Regions from separate parts of the Homo sapiens genome. Here region 1 is linked to region 2. A link is an interaction called in ENCODE POLR2A ChIA-PET data of the cell type or tissue named here. Cell type or tissue: GM12878. All regions are shown on one strand. Each heading gives the region's core, and the rest is flanking DNA. Links, peaks and the distances in the headings are about the cores only.

Region 1 (2,900 bases), core at 93-2,592, 360 kb after region 2:
TGTCTGTCCTGCATCAGTACCCTGAAGCCCTCAGGCCCCGGCTTCAAACCGGACAGACAGGTTGTGGGAGCCTAGAAATGCAGCCTTCTCGAACTTCAAGACAGGGAGGCTGCCAGAGAGACTGTCTTTCTCTGTTGGGTTTCCAGGATGTGGAGAGCGGGTCCTGCCCTCAGCAAGGATGCGCTCGTAGGTTTCTTCCTGGTGCCTGCAGGAAGACCCAGCCTCCAGAGGCCCTTCACAGGTGCCAGTGCTGGGCGGGAGAGGTGTGGGCACCTGGTCCAGCCTGGGGTGCACTCACCCCTGGGACAGCCCCCAAATGCCTCCAATAGGCAGTGGCCCAATCCCCCACAAGCCAGCTCTGTCCCAGAGCCTTCTGCACAATCAGTGAGACAAATCCAGGGGCAGTGGCAGAACAGCATCAAGGCTATGATGGAGGGAGGGAGGGAGGGGACATGGAGGCGGGGAGGATGGCCAGGCTGGGATCAGCTGCAGCGGGAGGCATCTGGAAAAGTCTCAGAGATGACAAAGATGCAAAAGGCGTCTCTGGCAGAGGGAACTTTGTGAAGAAAGTGCAGGTGCAGGAGGCTGCCTGATGCATCTGGCAGTGAGCTGCACAGATCGGGACCTGGAGTGTGAGACGAGAGGGGTCAGCAAGGAGGCTGGAGGGGTCAAGGTCCTGCTTATGGAGCACGGGAGGCAAAGCATGCACATGGGAGAGCTGCATGGCCAGACCTCACTTGGGGGTGCTGGGGAGGGGCTGCTACAGTCATTGAGGTCCTGATCCTTGCCAGTGGCAGAGCCATCTGGACACAGTGCCTCAGGGTCTTTGCACCTGTTACCCCCTGCCCAGAGCACCCCTCTTCCTCACACCCCAACGGCTCCTTCCCTCCCTGCCTGCAGGTCTTCACTCCCAAGTCACCTCCTCAAAGGCCTTCCCTGGCCACCCTCCAAAAAGTCAGCCCCTTTATCACTATGAATCCCTGCTTCCTTCTCTAGGTGGCACTTCTCATGACCCAGCAGGAAGCGTACTGATCTGTGCATTTATGCTATAATGAGGGGAGAACTCTTACCCCTTTTGTTCACTGAAATATCCCCAGAAGGGTCTTTACTGGGCACACAGTAAGTGCTCAATAAATATGTGTTGACTGAAGGAACAGGAAGGTGGGGCTGGGGTGGGTCTCTGGAGTCAGCACAGGTGTGAGTCCCCAACTCAGACAGGGCCAGCTGGGTGAACTCAGGGAAGGTCCCTTCTTGTCTATGGCAGGCTTTTGGGTGCCCTGCACTCAGGCAGCGAAGGTGTGCACGTGATGAGGTCACCAATGGGTGTGCTCAGCCCAGAGCCAGCCTGGGGCAAATGCCTTCTACGCACCTTCACTAGGTGTCCAGTTCCGTCCTCTGCTCCCACAATGCCACGGCCTCAGTTGGGGGGCAGGGGAGGGACAGAACCACACAAGGCCTCCTGGGGCCTGAAATAGGGAGGAGGAGGCAGAAGAGTACCCACAGAGCTTTCTGTGGGAACCCCACACCCCCAAGGCCTCGCTACCTCTGCGGATGTGCTGCTGCACGTCTCTATCCCTGCAAAACCACACGTCTACACTGCCCACGTGGAGACCATCCTCACTCCCGCCTCCAAGCCCTTCCCCAGGCTGCTCCACACAGAATCAGAGTCTGATCAGTCATGTAAGCCCAATGCAGTGGGCTTCCCAAGGGCAGGTATTTCTCAGGGGAGTATCTTTACTGAAAGGGGCCCCAGGGCAGCCTGATATGTAGTCAAACCCAGATTTCTAAGTCCAATCCTGGAGCAACCACAGAATGACGCCCGTGGAGGCCCCAGCACCCCACCGCGGGCATCCAGAGGCCCCTCAAGAGCAGGGCTCACACCAGCCCCTGGACTCCCTGTATACACTGCACACAGCTGCCCACACATCTCTCAGGTCCTTGCGTGAGGACCCTGTATATTCACTGCGTGGCACTGGTCAGGTTTCCTGGGTAGAAAAGGCTCTTCCTGCCTCTAACCTTCTTCCTGTATTTGGGGAGCTCCCTACCTAGGGAATCCAGTGGCCTCAATCCCGCCCATGCGAGGGCCCAGCTGTCCTCCTGCCTGGTGACATCCTCCCCACACATTCCCTTGCTACAAATTCTGCAGGGGTCTGTTTCTGGGCTTACAGCCGAGGGCCATGGCTGACACATGCACTGCCTCCCATGGCAGGGAGACAGACGCCCTGAGGAGGAAAGTCCCTCATCCCAGAGTGTGAGTGTAAATGCAGGTCTGTGCTTCTGACCCCCTCTTCCAGCCACTGCCATGCATTTCCCAACAGTAATCATCCCCACGCTCTCCCACCACTCCTACAATCCCCAGTGGCACTCAGCAGAGAGGCATGGGGGAAGAGAACAAACACTGCTTGGGGCCCTTCTACTGTGCTTTACCGGTGGAGCCGTAACTTTGCGCCCACTCCCAAAACTAAGCGATTGACAAACTCGATCTCGTTTCCACTTCCTAATGGCCCTGAGAAATAGAAATTATCTCCCCAACTTTCCAGGGGACGCTTAGAGATGAGAAAGGACCTGACCAAGGACATGGTTCCGTCTCAAAGGCAATTTGGCAAGACCAGTCAAAAGTACAAATGTGCGGGGCACAGTGGGTCACGCCTGTAATCCCAACACTTTGAGAGGCCAAGGCTGAGGCAGGTGGATCACCTGAGGTCAGGAGTTGGAGACCAGCCTGGCCAACATGGTGAAACCCCCGTCTCTACTAAAAATACAAAAATTAGCCAGGTGTGGTAGCGGGTGCCTATAATCCCAGCTACTTGGGAGGAGAATCGCTTGAACCTGGGAGGCGGATGTTGCAATGAGACAGCGCCACTGCACTCCAGCCTGGGCAACAGAGCAAGACTCCATCT
Region 2 (2,900 bases), core at 158-2,657:
GTGGCAGTGAGCTGAGATTGCACCACTGCAGTCCAGCCTGGGCCACAGAACAAGACTCCGTCTCAGGAAAAAAAAAAAAAGAAAGAAAGAAAAAGAAAAAAAAAAGAACAAGAAAAAAATAAATAAATAATCCAAAAATTAGCCGGGCATGTTGGTGCACACCTGTAATCCCAGCTATTCGGGAGGCTGAGGCAGGAGAATCGCTTGAACTCAGGAGGCTGAGGTTGCAGAGAACCGAGATCATGCCACTGCACTCCAGGCTGGGTGACAGAGCGAGACCCTGTCTCAAAAAAATAAATACAAATAAATAAATAATTTTTTAAAAAACACGAGTATATAAATCAATCCACTCAGGGACTCGGTGACCAATGCCAGTGCCTTCTGTTCTCACCCTACCCCACAACACACACGTATGCAAACTCACTCAAAGATTAACCATCGTGCCCAGGACACGGCCTCACTGCCAGATACTTGTGCGTTCCACCTGACATCACTCTCCATACAGAGTATGGCCCAACTCACTGACCCTATAACTGGCATCTCTGGCATCTAATGTATTCTATGAAGTTTAGAGCCGGGGGTGGCGTGGTGGGCCACTCTTCACAACTCCTAATTTGGAGGTTGGGGAGGAAGCAGCCTCCTATGTGACTAAAGAGAAGAAACCCCTCCAATCCCTTCTTTCACCTTTCTTTGGTCTCCCCAGGCTCAGATCGACCAATATGTGGGGTTGGTGACCAATCAGTTGAGCCACATCAAAGCTAAGTAAGAGCATGGGGCGGAGGTCGATGGGAGGGGGAAGTGGGGGAGCTTGGGAACCTTTCCTTTCTACTCTCGCTGTCCGCAAATCTCCTGGGGTAATGTCCCCTTGAAAAGGCTGAGGAGGCAATTCCAATGTAGGCCACTAGGTGGAGGGCAGGAGCTGGCTTCGGGCTCTTGGTCAGTTTCCCACCCAGCTTTCCCCGTTGTCCCCAGATGCCCACCCCGCGTCTCTTGCCCCACCTCGTGATCCCACCTGTTTCTCCTTCAGGATCCGAGCTAAAATCCCAGGGACCGGAGCCCTGGCCTCTGCAGCAGCCGCAGTCTCCGGATCCAAAGCCAAAGCCGAATGAGAACGGTGTCTCTGCCCGCAGGACGCCTGCCCCCAGCCCCCGCAGCCCTCTGGCCCCCTCCATCTCTTGTCCGTTCCCACCCACCCCCCTCCTCGGCCCGAGCCTTTTCCCGGTGGGTGTCAGGATCACTCCCACTAGGGACTCTGCGCTAATTACCTGAGCGACCAGGACTACATTTCCCAAGAGGCTCTGCTCCAGGAGTCCAGGAAAGACGAGGCACCTTGGCCGCGGGGCCTGCTGGGACTTGTAGTTGCCTAGACAGGGCACCACCCTGCACTTCCGGACCCGCCGCTGGAGGCGCCGTGAGGCGTTGGTGTCTCCTGGATGCTACTAGCCCCAACGCCGGGGCTTTGCATGGGGCCCAGGGGAGGCCTGAGCTTGGATTTACACTGTAATAAAGACTCCTGTGGAAAACCCGAGGCCTCTTGTGCTTCCAGAACCCTCCAGTTGTTCACCTTTCTGCACTGAAAGGCACTTAAGTGACACTCCAGGAGAACCTTCCCCATCTCTGGAGAAGGAGCTCCCTCTGCCATCTGTGTAGGTTATGAAATGATTGAGGGGAGGCCGGGCGCAGTGGCTCACGCCTGTAATCCCAGCACTTTGGGAGGCCGAGGAGGGCGGATCACTTGAGACCAGAAGTTCAAGACCAGCCTGGCCAACATGGTGAAACCTCATCTCTACTAAAAATACAAAATTTAGCCGGGTGTGGTGGTGCATGCCTGTAATCACAGCTACTCGGGAGGCTGAGGCATGAGAGTCGCTTGAATCTGGGAGATGGAGGTTGTAGTGAGCCAAGATTGCGCCACTGCACTCCAGCCTCGGCGACAGAGCGAGATTCTGTCTCAAAAAAAAAAAAAAGAAAGAAATGATTGAGGGGAAGATGCTGACAGACCACCCATTCCAGGGTTAGCCAAGCCTTGGCAGCCACTTCCCATGCCTGTGCTCAAGGCAGACATCACTAATGGATCCCACACCCTGCCTACTGTGCAGCCACCTCAACTGAGCCCAAACCCACGTGTCCAACGGCCTCTGGATGCCCCTTCCACCCTAAATCTAACCAAACGTCTTCTTCATCCTACCTGATTTCCAACTCAGAGATGTTTTCACTGCCCACGGTGTCACCAGGCCAGACACCCAGGTATGGCTCTGGACTTCTACACACTCACCTCCCACAAACAATCAGTCACAATGCTGTGTCTATCCTGCCTCACAAACTTCTCTCATCCACCCACGTCTCCCCACCCTGATTGCCTCGGGAACAAATACAGGGCCTCCCTGGACTTCCAGTTTCAACACTAATCTGAGGCCTGGCATGATGACTCACATCTGTGATCCCAACACTTCGGGAGGCCAATGTGGGAAGATCACTTGAGGCCAAAAGTTCGAGACCACCCTGAGCAACATAACAAGACCCCCGTCTCTAAAAAAAAAAAAAATTTATCCGGGCGTGGTGGTGCATGCCTGTAGTCCCAGGTACTTGGGAGGCTAAGACAGGAAAATTGCTTGAGGCCAGGAGTTCGAGGTTACAGAGAGCTATGATCACACCACTGCACTTCAGCCTGAGTTACAGAGGGAGACCCTGTCTCTAAACAAAAACAAAAACAAAACACAAAAAAACTACATACTGGGCGTAGTGGCTCACGCCTGTAATCCCAGCACTTTGGGAGGCCAAGGTGGGCAGATCACTGAGGTCAGGAGTTCCAGACCAGCCTGACCAACATGATGAAACTCCATCTCTACTAAAAATACAAAAATTAGCTGGGTGTGGCGGCGCATACCTGTAATCCCAGC

Evidence for each region. Peaks named below come from ENCODE experiments on the same cell type or tissue, not always from the same donor. Only the 100,000 strongest peaks of a DNase experiment are listed, where the experiment ranks them.
Region 1: POLR2A ChIA-PET joins it to region 2 with 5 read pairs; 1 of 35 experiments calls an interaction of 5 or more read pairs at or near these places.

Annotation. Positions count from the first base shown.
Region 1 is chr19:45,120,647-45,123,546 of GRCh38, reverse strand. The region is part of intron 1 of PPP1R37 (protein phosphatase 1 regulatory subunit 37); the gene reads right to left. Among named protein-coding and RNA genes, the nearest start is that of PPP1R37, 29 kb to the right of the region's middle. RefSeq lists an enhancer at 1,450-1,639. In GM12878, for the core only: no CTCF peak of the experiment used is centred there; a DNase peak (open chromatin) is centred at 1,546; H3K27ac peaks cover 1,597 bases.
Region 2 is chr19:45,483,917-45,486,816 of GRCh38, reverse strand. RTN2 (reticulon 2) reads left to right here. Exons shown (of 11, transcript NM_005619.5): 10 at 704-762; 11 at 1,028-1,523. The coding sequence ends at 1,109. Among named protein-coding and RNA genes, the nearest start is that of TRU-TCA1-1, 6.7 kb to the right of the region's middle. In GM12878, for the core only: CTCF peaks have their summits at 901 (motif pointing right) and 1,388; DNase peaks (open chromatin) are centred at 883 and 1,355; H3K4me3 peaks cover 844 bases; H3K27ac peaks cover 250 bases.